3 separate regions of the Homo sapiens genome follow, and all the other regions are linked to region 1. Evidence: chromatin contacts called from ENCODE Hi-C or POLR2A ChIA-PET data. All regions are on one chromosome and are shown on one strand. The core of a region is the stretch at or near the end of the contact, and the rest is flanking DNA. Distances in the headings are between cores, read along the strand shown.

Evidence for each region. A loop is a pair of places that touch in the nucleus more often than their neighbours do. ChIA-PET counts read pairs that join two places held with the same protein, here RNA polymerase II (POLR2A). Pooled maps may share reads with other maps.
Region 2: a map of heart right ventricle shows a loop between it and region 1 (22-fold over the local background). The contact joins the promoter of ATP13A2 here to the promoter of DDI2 in region 1. A Hi-C loop is called at or near these places in 1 of 168 maps with a recorded cell type or tissue (heart right ventricle) and 1 of 50 pooled maps. POLR2A ChIA-PET finds 5 or more read pairs at or near these places in 1 of 52 experiments (B cell).
Region 3: a pooled map shows a loop between it and region 1 (6-fold over the local background). The contact joins the promoter of CROCC here to the promoter of DDI2 in region 1. A Hi-C loop is called at or near these places in 1 of 168 maps with a recorded cell type or tissue (naive thymus-derived CD4-positive, alpha-beta T cell) and 9 of 50 pooled maps. POLR2A ChIA-PET finds 5 or more read pairs at or near these places in 1 of 52 experiments (BJ).

What each region holds. Positions count from the first base shown.
Region 1 is chr1:15,614,760-15,619,396 of GRCh38, forward strand. It overlaps DDI2 (DDI proteasomal shuttling factor 2), which reads left to right and starts at 2,699. Exons shown (of 10, transcript NM_032341.5): 1 at 2,699-3,049. The coding sequence starts at 2,912. It also overlaps the pseudogene CD24P1. RefSeq lists a silencer at 2,453-3,022.
Region 2 is chr1:17,009,237-17,013,873 of GRCh38, forward strand. ATP13A2 (ATPase cation transporting 13A2) reads right to left here and starts at 2,692. Exons shown (of 29, transcript NM_022089.4): 1 at 2,493-2,692. The coding sequence starts at 2,502. RefSeq lists enhancers at 944-1,023, 1,787-1,836 and a silencer at 2,327-2,856.
Region 3 is chr1:16,919,525-16,924,161 of GRCh38, forward strand. It overlaps CROCC (ciliary rootlet coiled-coil, rootletin), which reads left to right and starts at 2,407. Exons shown (of 37, transcript NM_014675.5): 1 at 2,407-2,554; 2 at 3,139-3,274. The coding sequence starts at 2,495. RefSeq lists enhancers at 1,049-1,821, 1,822-2,593, 2,594-3,365, 3,366-4,137, 4,321-4,637.

The DNA.
Region 1 (4,637 bases), core at 1,449-3,948:
CTGGGAGGAGTTACTTGAAAACGTTACAATAGTTTGATTTGAATAAATCTGCATAAGTAGGAGCAGTGCCAGAAGCAGCAGCCCCAGCCTGAGCCTGTCCACCATTGCTTTGTCCCCTCCATTGGTGTCTGGCATATATTGCTGGATGCTGGGTGAGAACTGCTGGCTCCAGGTGGACACAGGCGAGACCTAGCCTTAAAAATCACACAAAGTGGCTGGGTGCGATGGCTCACATCTGTAATCCCAGTACTTCGTGAGGCCAAGGTGGGAGGATCACTTGAGGCCAGGATTTGGAGATTAGCCTGGTCAACATAGCAAGGACTCATCCCTATTTTTTTTAACTAAAAATAATGTAAAATCATAATAAAAAGGAAATCAAGCCTGGGCAACATAGCAAGATCTCATCTCTACTAAAAAGAAATTAGCTGCGTGTGGTGGTGCACACCTGTAGTTCCAGCTGCTGGGGAGGTTGAGCTGGAGGGATCACTTGAGCCCTGGAGGTTGAGGCTGCAGTGAGCCATGATCGTGCCACTGCACTCCAGCCTGGGTGACAGAGCCAGACCCTGTCTTGATAAAAAAAAAAAAAAAAAAGGAAATCACATAATGTCACTTATGCCAGAGTTAGTCTGCCGAGCCATGATTCAAAGGGAGGGACATTCACCCCACTTCTTAATGGGAGGGTTATCCAATCATGTTGTAGGAAGAGCATAGACGATGGGAGGCACTGTCATGGTCATCTTTGGAGAACAAAATCTGCCAGACCTGGGAACCTGAGCACCACTAGACCAAATATAACAATTAATCAATGATTCAAGCCTCAACTGATTCCTTGATACCACCACTGGGCAATCCTAGAACATTTCTCAGCTAAACTTGCTTCAATTTGCAATGGTTATTTCAAACATTCACTGTAGAAGGCACTGTGTACATCTTTCCTAATACCCATTCCCAGCCCCCCTTTTCCCTATTTATGTCCTTTAGGCAAAGCTAAATACTTGCGTTCCTAGCCTCTCTTGCATCTATGTGACACAATTCTGTCCAGTGAGATGTAAGCAAAAATGTGCACAGGGACTTCTGGGCAAGCTTTTTCCTTGAATAGGAAAATGATGCGTGCAGTGGAGGCAGCCAGCCATATATTGCAACCCTCAGGAAAAGGTCAAGACAATTACAAAAGTATTGGCCCTGATTTCAGTGAGCCACTCAACCAGTGCTGTTGCTACCTCCAGGCCTTCTCTCCTGTGAGAAAACAAACCCTTGTTTGTTTAAGCCACTGATAGTCAAGCTTTCTGTTGCTCCTAGGGGATATAAGCATTCTCACTCCCCTGTGCCTCTACTTTCTCTTTTTTTTTTTTTTTTTTGAGACAGAGTCTCGCTCTGTCTCCCAGGCTAGAGTGCAGTGACCTGATCTCGGCTCACTACAACCTCCGCCTCCCGCGTTCAAGTGACCCTCCTGCCTCAGCCTCCCGAGTAGCTGGGACTATAGGTGTCCGCCACCATGCCCGGCTAATTTTTGTATTTTTAGTAGAGACGGGGTTTCACCATATTGGCCAAGCTGGTCTCGAACTCCTGACCTTGTGATCCGCCCGCCTTGGCCTCCCAAAGTGCTGGGATTACAGGCGTGAGCCACCGCGCCCAGCTCCTCTAATTTCTCTTTGTAAAAGCCTTCAGCTGCTAATTCTCCCTTTCCTGCCACCAACAGCCTACTTACTACCTACTTACCTGCACCCACAGCCATCTTATTTGCTCCTTCTCTCCTGTTAAAATGGAAAAGGGCTCCCTACCATGGAGGGGGAGTGGGAGTAAATGGAAAGATGCTAATCTGGCATCCATTACAAGTTCATCTTTCAGTTTTGGTTTTCTTACTCATCCGCACCTTAGTTCTGGGCCTCTACCACTCATCAGCTGTGTGCCTTAAAAACAGGCCATTAAAGTAGCAAATATTTATTGAGTAGATTCTAAGCTGTGCCCAAAAAGGCACTGCGCTAGGTGGTAGGAGTTGCTAGGGCTAGGAAACAGACACAGTCCAAGTAGAGAGAAAATTATTTACAAGACAGGGGAATGGAGCCTTGGAGGAACTGACCTATGTGGCTGGGAGGGCAGAGAATGTGGGAAGAGCTCGGAAGAAGGGGCTGGGGAGGTAGGCGTGGGCCACAGCCAACTGGCTTCTGTAGACTAGGGAGGGTAATGATTTTGGTTTCAATCCTAAATCACTAAGACAGGAAGTGAATTACTCTGTCGGAGCCTCAATTTCTACCTCGAAAAATATGTTTTATTACTAACTCCTGTACTAGATTGAGAGTTACGGAGAAGGATTTATCCTTTTATTCATTTCTGCATCGCCAGCGCCCGACACATGGTAGGCGCTTAATCAATGCCTGTTCGGTGAATAAATAAGACCGGGGACTCCTCCACAGACTTCTGTCATTAAGTCAACCAGTCAGCAGAGATTTCCTTCTCCGCGTTCCTTTCCTTCCCTCCCCTTTTCTTGCCCTTCCTCCCTCTCCTCTTCCACGCCCCCTTCCCACTCCTCCCCCTCCTATCCTCTCCTGGCTTCCTCCTCCTCTTCCCGGCCCCGCCCCCCGCTGCGTTGCGAAGGCGGGGAAGGCGAGGCGGGCTTTACGGCAGCCGCGTTGCGGCGGGGCGGGGCGCCGGGCGGCCGGCGCGCTTGGCGGCAGCCGTGGGAGGCAGGCCGGCAGGCAGACGGACTCGCAGGCGTGTGGCGGCGGCCGTGCTTGCTAGTGAGGGCGGGAGGGAGTGACTCACTGAGCGTGTGTGAGGGAGGGAGCGAGCGAGCGAACGAGCAGCCGGCGCCGTCCTCCCGCAGCACCAGCCAGGCCACGCCGCCGCCTCTTCCCCTGCGCCCCGCGCCCAGGCCGGGCCGAGCCGAGCCGAGCCGGGTCGGGCCCGGGCCATGCTGCTCACCGTGTACTGTGTGCGGAGGGACCTCTCCGAGGTGACCTTTTCCCTCCAGGTCGACGCCGACTTCGAGCTGCACAACTTCCGCGCGCTGTGCGAGCTCGAGTCTGGCATCCCCGCAGCCGAGAGCCAGGTACGCCGGGCAGCGAGCCGGGCCTGCCCCGGAGCTAAGCCCTCCCCGCCTCGGGGCCTCACTCCCTCCCTTTGCTACTGGTGAAGAATTGGGGGCTGGGGGGAGCAAGGATAGCCATTCTCAGGTCACCCCCGCATCCGGAAAGGAGCTGGGGAGCTGGCATCAGTAGCTGCCCTCACACACTCCGAGCATGGGGTGGGGTACGAGGAGAGGGAGCGGAGAACCTGACCGCAGACGCACCCACTGCAGCGTGAGGGGCGCGTGGACTGTTGAGCAGCGCTAACCCTCCCCACCTTTGGCTCTTTGGCCCTTCCCTGTTTCTAATCCCGAGTGTAGGATATCGTTGTGGACCTCAGAAGCAGCCCTGGGTTTGCTAGGATTCATACATCCTGCAAACCAGAAATACCAGTTTGGATCACTGTGGTAGATAGATGTTCCTCTGCTTTTTTTTTTTTTTTTTTCTGGAGAGGGTTTCTGCTTAAATATACGCAGTTTACCTTTAAATGCACAGATTTGCACTTCCGGTGAAAGAAAAAGTTTAAGACTTGCACTACCTCATTTTGGGGTCTTTGGAAATGCTCTTTACCCACCACATGCGTTTCTGGTTAAATTCTTTTGAAAAACAGTACCTATTGGTTCAACTCAAGCTGTTTGTTTGTTTCGGTTCTACCCTGGTAGTAAGCCAGAAGGCCCTTTTTCTTTCAGGTCACAGTTCAGAGTTTGGGTCAGTTCAAAGCTCAATGCTTTAAAAGGATATTTGCTTGGAAACGGCCTAGTATCAGTGCTGTTTGGTGGTTTCATTTCCCTACTCAGCTTGCTGGAAAGAAGTTCAGCCTCTCATATTTTAACTAAGCAAAGTAATTCTCAAAATGCTTTGGGGCTGCCCCTAGTCTTTATCAAACAGAATCGGTGACACTAACGCTGTAAACTTTACACTAAAACACTTAGATCATGACTTAATAAATTTAGCCTGGAGGAAATAGTCTAAACATTAAGAAAATTATAGAGGTCTCCCAAGTCTCCATCAAGTAAATCTTGATTTTCTACTGCAGTTATGAAATAGTTTACAAAACGATTGCCCAACTGCAGCTTGTTCTGCTGTCTTATGGTAAACACGTGTCAATACTTTGTTCAGAAGTATGATTCCTTTACACAATGTGAACTTTAGAACCTTGGCATAAAGCTGTTCAGAAAGAATTTAAAAAGTTAATCCACAAAAGCTCAGGAACCAGTTCTGTCAGTGAATGCCTCATGTGGAGAACTAGGAAAGGACTGTTTAAATAGAGAAAATAAACTCTTCAATTTTTTTTCTTTTTTTGTTTTTGTTTTTGAGACGGAGTCTTGCTCTGTCGCCCATGCTGGAGTGCAGTGGTGCGTTCTCGACTCACTGCAACCCCAGTCTCCCGGGTTCAAGCGATTCTCCTGCCTCAGCCTCCTGAGTAACTGGGACTACGGGCGCGCGCCACCACGCCTGGCTAATTTTTGTAATTTTTTTTTAGTAGAGACGGGGTTTCACCATGTTGACCAGGCTGATTTCAAACTCCTGACCTCTAGTGATCTGCCCGCCTCGGCCTCCCAAAATGCTGCG
Region 2 (4,637 bases), core at 1,442-3,941, 1.4 Mb after region 1:
CCCTTACTGCTCACAGTACCTGCCATGTGCTCAGGGGTCAGGAAACACTGATTGACCGACTGACTGAATGAATGAATGTCTGTCTCTTGGACACAACAGAGCTTGAAGGCAAAGGTGCTGGGAGTTGGGGGGAGGGGCTTGAGCCTCTTCCTTTTTTTTTTTTTTTTTTTTTTTAAAAGAGACAGGGTCTCACTCTGTCACCCAGGCTGGAGCACAGTGGCATGATCCTAGCTCACTGGAGCCTTGACCTCCTAGGCTAAAGGAGGTACTCTTGCCTCTGCCTCCCAAGTAGCTGGCACTACAGGCAGGTGCCACTGCACCAGGCTAATTTTTTTTTAGTAGGGACAGGGTCTCATTTTGTTGCCCAGGCTGATCTTGAACTCCCGGCCTCATGCTGATCCTCCTACCTCAGCCTCCCAAAGTGCTGGGATTACAGGTGTGAGCCACCACACCCGGCCTCAAGACTCTTTATGAAGAAAAGGTTCTTCAAAAAGAGGGCAGAGTCCCCAGTATGTAAACAGCGGTCCCCCTGGGAAGTTCTTCCTCATGGCAATCGTATGACTGTCACTTCACAATGACACTCTCTCAGTCAACCTTGGCAAAGAGGAAAAGGGGAGTGGAACTTGAGGGAGGAAGTCACAGCTGTGGAAACCTCCAGAGCCCCTCCCTGCAGGGATCAAGCCCAGGGCACTCTCTCCTGCAGTACATCTGTTTATCCCCAGCCACAGCCCAGTCTCCCCAGGGCTTCTGTGGGCTCAGACCAGCCCAGAACAGGCACCCACAGGCTGTGTGGGGGGGCGAGAGCACCTTCATGATGGCATTGCTCTTTTTTTTGAGATGGAGTCTTCCCCCCCCGTTCCCCCCTTCCCCCCTGCCCGTCTCCCAGGCTGGAGTGCAGTGGAGAGATCTCAGCTCACTGCACCCTCCACCTCCCAGGTTCAAGCAATTCTCCTGCCTCAGTTCCTGAAGTAGCTGAGACTACAGGCACATGCCACCACACTCAGCTAATTTTTGTATTTTTAGTAGAGACGGGGTTTCCCCATGTTGGCCAGACTGGTCTTGAACTCCTGACCTCAAGTAATCCGCCTGCCTCAGGCTCCCAAAGTGCTGGGATTACAGGCGTGAGCCACCACGCCTGGCCTGTCATTGCTCTTCTGATGAACAGCAGCTCCCATGGAGTGCTCACCATGCCCTGCGGAAGCCCTTCAGTGTGCTAACTCAATGAAGCTTCACACACAACCCTCTGGGGTAGTGACTATTATTATCCCCATTGTACACCTGGGGAAACTGAGGAACAGCATGTGAATCCCTTGTCCAGGGTCATAGAGCTTGAAAGGGGAGAAGCTGGAAATGAGTGTGTCTGAATGGGCACATTCTTTCCCACAGCCATTCCATGAAAAGTACAGATTAGGATTCCCATTTAAAACGAGGCCCAGAGGAGTAGATTGACAAGCACAAAGTCACACAGCTATGAGGGGCCAAGACTGGACTTGAACCTCGTCTGAGGTCACAGCTCGGGGCAGTGTCACCAGCACTGTGGATCAGAGGGGCTAGAGCCATTTGGGACCTCTTATTTCCTGCGGAAGCCTTGGCTTCCTGCTGGTGACCTGGCAGCGGCCCAGGGCGGCTGCCTCCTCCCTGGCTGTGGTTCCCGGCGGCGGGGAGCTCCTGTCTTCTGCCAGGCTGAGGCGGGAGTGTGTGTGAACCATCTTCCCATCTTTGGATCTGGATTCTAGGGGCTGTCTTTCCTCATTCCTTCCCCTCCCTCGCCGGGGGGTGCACTCTAGGCTGTGGGGCTGGGGGCTGAGTGACAGACACTGAGATGAGACCTTTCTGGATAGGGGAGGAGGACTGGCCCCATTCCCGGCAGGTGGGATTTAAATTAGACCCTGGAGGAGTGGGCGTAGGACATCTGGCCAGGGATGGGTTGCATGGAGGGTGTGGCCCTTGGCCCTGGGTGTGACGGGTTTTCTCTGGGGTCTGAGGCAGGAGGTCAGGAGTGGCGCTGTGGCCCAGGACATCTACCCAGGAAATGGAGTCCCGACTCCCCCAACGCCATTCATTCATTCATTCAGCCCAGAGGGGTTGCCCAGAGGCCCGAGGATGCAGCCGTCTCCCCCACCTGGACATCCGTCACTCGGGGTGGGATCCGATTAAGTGGGCGTGGGGTGGCCTCCCCGTCCCCGCACGGCCCCAGGACCCTCTTGCACAAGCGCCCGGCTTCCAATCCCGCGGCTGAGGGGTGCAGGGGAGGGGAGGGACCGGCTGCGAGCGGCGGCGCCATCCCCAGCCCCGGCGTCTCTGGGAAGAAACCGGGGCCGAGTCCCCGTCAAAAGGGAGGGGACGGGCCAGGATCCCCAACCAGGTCCCGCTTCCTGGGCTCGCGACCCCGCGGTGGGGGGCGTCGCCTCCCCTCTCCCTCCAAGGGGTGACGACAACTGGCGGGCCGGGGACCGCGCCGGGCTCGGGGCCGACCCGGACTCCGCACTCACCTGCGCTCATGCCGGCTCCTCGCGCTCATCGCCGGCCCCGGCGCTGCGGCCCTCGGCCTGGGCCCCGGCGTGCGCAAGGCCCTGGGCGGGGGCGCGGTCCGGACGGCCCGGGGCGAGGGGCGCTGGGCTAGCGCGGGGCTGGAGCAGGGCTGACGCGGGCGGGGCACCTGGGCCACCAGGCTCGGCGCGGCTCCGACACTGCCGCAGTCCCTCCGTGCGCGCCGCAAGCCCCGCCCGGCCCTCTGCGGCCCTCGCAGCGCCCGCGCCGGGGCTGCCGGGACTTGTAGTCCCCGCCTGCTCCTCCGCACACACCGGGGGCGGGGCGACCGGAGACACACACCTCACGGAGGTAGCCCCCGCCAGCACGTCCCAGTGGTTAGGGACTGTGCGTGCTGGTCCAGCTCTCCATGTCTTCCAGGCCGCGCGACCGTGAGCAAGTCACTGATCCTCTCTGGCCCTCTTTTCCCAACCTGTAGGATAGCAATGCCTGCTTCACAGAGAACTGCTGCGAGGATCACACAAGAAAATGCTTGTCAACTGGGCGTGGTGGCGCATGCCTGTAATCCCAGCTACTCGGAGACTAAGCCAGGAGAATCGCTTGAACCCAGGAGGCGGAGGTTGCTGTGAGCCGGGATCATGCCATTGCACTCCAGCATGGGCAAAAAGAGCGAAACTCTGTCTCAAAAAAAAAAAAAAAAGAAAATGCGTATCAAGCACTTGAGACAGTGCCTGGCGCTGCTTGATGAATGCAAAGAAGGAAGACACACCTGCCCAGAGATTCACAGGGTCAGATGTGGGCCCACAGAGACCCAGGGAGAGTCTGCCATGATGCACTGGAGGCCTTGAAATGCCAGAGAAAGAGAAGCCTCACAGCGTGACCTGCAGACACACCTGCACTGGGGGGATTCATGAAGACCCCTGAAAGGCACCAGAGATGTCTTACCTGCGTGCAGCATTTATCCTGCTACCCCATAGTGACCGGCACAGGCATAGTGTTCCCTGTCTCCAGGACCTCTGGACAGAGGAGCTCCAAAGGGGAGAGTGGATCTGTGAGATCCTAGGGCAAACAAGGGAAGGTTCACGTTAGGGCCAAGGATAGACGTGGGCAGGATCACTGGTCATTTGTCCAGTATGAATTTATGGAGTGCCAGCACCACTGTGGGAGCCAGGAACGTGAGAGTGAACAAAACAGAGATGCCCCTGTCCCTGCGGAGACTGCTGTCTACTGGGAAGTAGCCCTAGTCAAGGAAAGGAAAACTCCAACGATCCCTATTGTGGAAGGGGCTGGAAGGAGACACAGCTGTGATGGTGGTGAGGGTGTGGGTAGGGGATAGACCCCAGGAGGGAAAGCAGCACCTGATTCATAGCAAGATCCCAGTGAACATTTGGTACAGGAACACACGTTGGCAGGACTTGCTGGTGGATAGGATGTGGGGGTGCAGGAATGTGTGGAATTCAAGATGCTCCCCAGGGTTTTGGCCTGAGCAGCTGGGTGCCAGTGGAGCCATTTACTCAGCTGGGGCAGGCTGCCCGAGCCAACCAGTTGCGGGTCATTCCTGTTGACCACCTGGGCCATGGGACTGGCTTCCTTGGGTCAGGTGACAAGAGTTCTTTCATCTTCCGGTGACACTTCCAGGGGAGGCAGGCTGCTTAACTTTTCAGAACTCCCATGTCCTCCCCCAGGGCTTAGCTCAATTTCTGGCAGGAACCCAGCCTCCAGGGCAGCAGGAAGGCTGGGTTTGGAAATGGCTAGCCCAGGTGGCCTTGGCAAGAGGCAGTATGGTACAGTGGCAAGGGGCTGGGTTCTGGCATCAGAAAGACATGGATGCATGAGTTGCTTTCTAGCTGTGTGAGCTTTAAAATGTCACTTTCCTTCTCTAAGGCTCTCCTTCCCCTCACCTACAAAATGGAAGGCATGGAGAGGATGAAATGAGATGGCAGGAACTTGGTAGAAGCCAGCTGCTTGCTTTAGATCCTGGCACTGGATTAGCGGCTTCATAAAAGCAGAGGTACTCCAGTCTGGGTGAAAGACTGAGACTCCCTCTAAAATAAATAAATAAATAAATAAATAAATAAATAAATAAATAAAAGCAGAGGGCTTGGGGACTGCATGGGGGACTGCCTTGCAAGGGTGCCCCCTTCATT
Region 3 (4,637 bases), core at 1,157-3,656, 1.3 Mb after region 1:
CACCAGGTTAAAGAAGGAAGGAACTTTATTCGGCTGGGAACTTCAGGAGACTTGTGTCTTAAAAGCCGAGCTCCTCGAGTGAGCAATTCCTGTCCTTTTTTAGGGCTTACAACTCTAAGGGCAGGAGCCCAGACACGTGATGCTAATGACAATAGGAACAGTGGCCCCCATTGGCTAATAGCTCACCACCTGCCAGGTGTGGTAGGTACTATCAGTCGCATTTTTTTGTTGTTTTTGGTAGGACAGAGTCTCGCTATGTTGCCCAGGCTGGTCTCAAACTCCTGGGCTCAAGCGATTCTCCCATTTTGGCCTCCCAAAGTGCTGGGATTATAGACCTGAATCACCACACTCGGTCTAGTCTCATTTTATTTTATTTTATTTTTTTGAGACAGACTCTTGCCCTGTCACCCAGGCTGGAGTGCTGTGGCACAATCTCGGCTCACTGCAACCTCCTCCTCCTGGGTTCAAGTGATTCCCCTGCCTCAGCCTCCTGAGTAGCTAGGATTATATGCACATGCCACCACGCCCCAGCTAATTTTTTTTATATTTATTTATTTATTTATTTATATTTTTGAGACGGAGTCTTACTGTGTCGCCAGGCTGGAGTGCAGTGGCATGATCTCGCCTCACTGCAACCTCTGCCTCCCAGGTTCAAGCGATTCTCCTGACTCAGCCTCCCAGGTAGCTGGGACTACAGGTGTGCACCACCATGCCTAGCTAATTTTTGTATTTTTAATAGAGACGGGGTTTCACCATGTAGGCCAGGATGGTCTTAATCTCTTGACCTCCTGATCCGCCTGCCTCAGCATCCCAAAGTGCTGGGATTACAGGCCAATTCTTGTATTTTTAGTAGAGATGGGGTTTCACTATGTTGGCCAGGCTGGTCTCAAACTCCTGACCTCAAGTGATCTGCCCGCCTCAGCCTCCCAAAGTGCTGGAATTAGAGGCTTGAGCCACTGCACCTGGCCTGGTTTAGTCTCCTTTTAGAGATGAGAAAACTGAGGCTCAGGGAGGTAACCTGTTCAAGGTCTTACTGTCTTGAACACCATAGTTGCAAGTGACAGAGCTGAGTCTCACATGCAACCTCAGACCTGATACTGACTCCAGAGCTGTGCGCCTAAGCACTAGAGCACATAGCCTCCTTGCCCCAGGGAAAGAACAATGGGAGGTGGTGGGTGACCTCTGGGTCTCAGGGCCCTGGGATATAGGGACTGTGCCTTTTTTTTTTTTTTTTTTGAGACAAAGTTCCACTCTTGTTGCCCAGGCTGGAGTGCAATGGCGCGATCTTGGCTCACTGCAACCTCTGCCTCCTGAGTTCAATCGATTCTCCTGCCTCAGCCTCCCAAGTAGCTGGGATTACAGGTGTGCACCACCACACCCGGCTAATTTTTGTATTTTTGGTAGAGACGGGGTTTCACCATATTGGTCAGGCTGATCTTGAACTCCTGACCTCAGGTGATCCACCCGCTTTGTCCTCCCAAAATGCCGAGATTACAGGCATGAGTGCCTGCGCCTGGCTGGGACTGTACCTTCTGGATTTTCAAATGAATGAAATGAGTATTTCTTGAGTGTTGGCCACGTGACCCCCCAGCACCATGTCATGTGCTGGGTATGCACACACGATACTGTTTCATCCCCGGACGGCTCCGAGAGATGAGTACCAATATTATCACATCTTACGTAAGAGGACACTGAGTCTCAGAGAGGCAAAGTCAGTGTCCCTGGTGCACCCAGCTAGTGGGGGCTGGGGTGGGTGTGAAGGGGCCAGAAGCTTCCCAATAAGTGCCTGAAGGGCAAGGCTAGGGCATTTGTAGTTCGAGGCTCTACCACTGTGTCTAGGTCAGACCTAGGAATGCCGCAGGTGTTGCATAAATGCTCATCAGTCCAGGCTGGACCGCTCATGCCCAACTAAGTGCCAAGCCTGGCCTGGGTGATCTCACAGCCTGCATTCTTTGCCCTACACCTGTTGTGGGAAAACATACTCCCAGCATGCTGTAAATCCTCTCATTCTTAGCTAACCATGTGACTCCCGTTCTGGGCCAGAAAGATGGTCACAAATACTTAGGACTCTGGCCTTTCCCGCCGCATGGCTACTGACCCCACCCCCTGGGCTTGGAGGGCTCTAGGACCCAGCAACCTGCGCAGGGTGAAGAGTGTGTGAGGTCCTGACCTCCAGGTGTCTCCCCTGTTTCCTCCTCCCATTCCCTCTTCTCTCTCCTCCCTCCTTTTCTCTCCCTTCTCCTCCCCTCTCTTCATCCTTCCTCTTCCTTTGGCTCCCTGCCTCTGCTTCCCTCCTCTCCTGTCCTTTCCCATCCCCTCCCTCCTCAGCCCACATCCTGCTCCTCCCACCGCGGTGGTCACATGGGGGCGCCGCCGGATTTAAGCTTAATCTGCCTGGTGCTCAGCACAGCATCCTGGCTGTGGCGCGTGCTGACTGAGCTAGTCTTGGGGTCCTGGAGAAGGGGGCTGGAGGCATGCCCACAGCCTCCCCCCCATGAGCTTGGGGCTGGCGGGGGCACAGGAGGTGGAGCTGACACTAGAGACGGTTATCCAGGTGGGTCCTGGGGGCTGTGCCCACCCTGTCTGGGGCGGGGCAGCGTGGACTTAACAGGAGTGGTGAGAGGTGTGTGCGTCTTGGGGATCAAGGGGTGGGAGAGGTGTGGTGGTGGTGGGGTATACAGGGGCCCCCCGCTTGCAGTTCCTGGCAAGATGGGGGGCAGAGGTACACACAGGGTGCACCTGCTGTGGCTCCCTCATCCCAGTGCCCTGGGTTGGGAGAAGGGGGTCTCTACTGCCAGATTTTAGGGCTTGGGGGACCTCTGGCATAGCCAGATCCTCATCCATCTAGGGTCGGAACCGGATTGGGGCCCCCAACACTGGACTGCCTCCAGTGGGGTTTGGGAGTTACCCGTAGGGTTTGGTTCTCATCTCTGGCCCTGGGCCTTCTTCCTGGGGCAGTGAGCACACAAGAGGCTCTTTGCATGGGGATTTTTTGGATTCTAACTCCCAGGCTTCACTCCATCTTGAGGGGGCTCCTGGGGACCTGTATCTTGGGCAGTAGGATTCTGTGGCTCTCCCCACGAGGCCAGGGAGCCCCGGGTCCCATGTCCCCTGAAGACCCTCTCGCTTTTCCCACAGACACTGGAGAGCAGCGTCCTGTGCCAGGAGAAAGGCTTGGGCGCGCGGGACCTGGCCCAGGACGCTCAGATCACCAGCCTGCCTGCCCTTATCAGGGAGATTGTCACCCGCAACCTCTCCCAGCCTGAGAGCCCAGGTGCCACCCCCATCCGCTCCCCTCCACAAACACCACCCACATTTTACCTCTTCTCATGTCCCTTTCCTGAGCAGTCACCATGATGATCATGACTGTAACTCACTGTGGGGCAGGCACAGCTTTATGACAGAAGAACCCATTTTACAGATGAGGAAACAGAGGCTCAGGGATGTAATTTGTCCAGACTTATTCCGCATGTGGTGCAACTAGAAGGAAGGGCCGAGCATCTCCTGCGTGCTTGCCTGTAGCCTGCTGCAGAGATGTGAACCCCAAATCCCGTATTCCCACCCGGGGAAGGTGTGAGCTGGCTGAACCCAAGATACAGGAAGAGGGCAGCTCAGCTCAGACCAGGGTTTTGCGGAAGTCTGAGTGGATGGCGCCGTCCATCCGTTTCCCACGTGGGCAGGAAGGCGGATGGTCCCTGCTCCTCTCAGTGGGTGGCGCACACGGTGTAGTTATGTGGCTTGAGGATCTGGGAAAGGCACACTCAGTTGCAGCTGGTGTGCTGGCGTGTGGCGTTTTGGTGCTCTAACCATTGTCTGTGTTCAACTCCCAAGCTACAGACGGGCCCCCTCCTTGGGAGCGCCAGGGATGTTGGCGCCCTGGAGCCCCAGACAGGGAGAGACTCAGAGGGCCCTCACCCTGACACCTGGGGTGTATGTCCAGTTCTCCCAGGGTAGAAGGGGAACCCACAGGAGGTGGACAACCCCGCTTCTCCCGCTGGCCTTTCTTTCCCTCTTCTCTCTTTCTCCTTCTCCTCACAACCTGACCTATGCTATGCTCTCCTGAGCCCTAGCCTTTAAAGTTCCATGAAGCCCTTCTCTTGAGCGAGGCTTTGATGCTTTTCTGGGAGGATCTGGTTACTACTATTCTACCTTTTTTTTTTTTTTTTTTTTTTTTGAGACAGAGTCTCGCTGTGTTGCCCAGGCTGGAGTGCAGTGGCGCAATCTCAGCTCACTGCAACCTCCACCTCCCCGGTTCAAGTGATTCTGCTGTCTCAGCCTCCCAAGTAGCTGGGACTACAGGCATACACCACCATGCCCAGCTAATTTTTGTATTTTTAGTAGAGACAGGGCTTCGCCGTGTTGGCCAGGCTAGTCTCAAACTCCTGACCTCAGGTGATCCTCCTATCTCGACTCCCAAAGTGCTGGGATTACAGGCGTGAGTCCGTGCCCGCCCCACCCATATTACAGATAAGTAAATCTGAGGCCCCGGAGAAGAAGACTAATTGGAAAAGGAGGGAGCAAGAACTCAGGGGTCTCCTGGCTCCTAGACTGAGTGTCTCTCCTGCACCTCCCAAACCTGCTGGGCCACACTTTAGCTGGAGTTGTGTTCACTTTACGTCCAGCTTTGTATCCCCTCC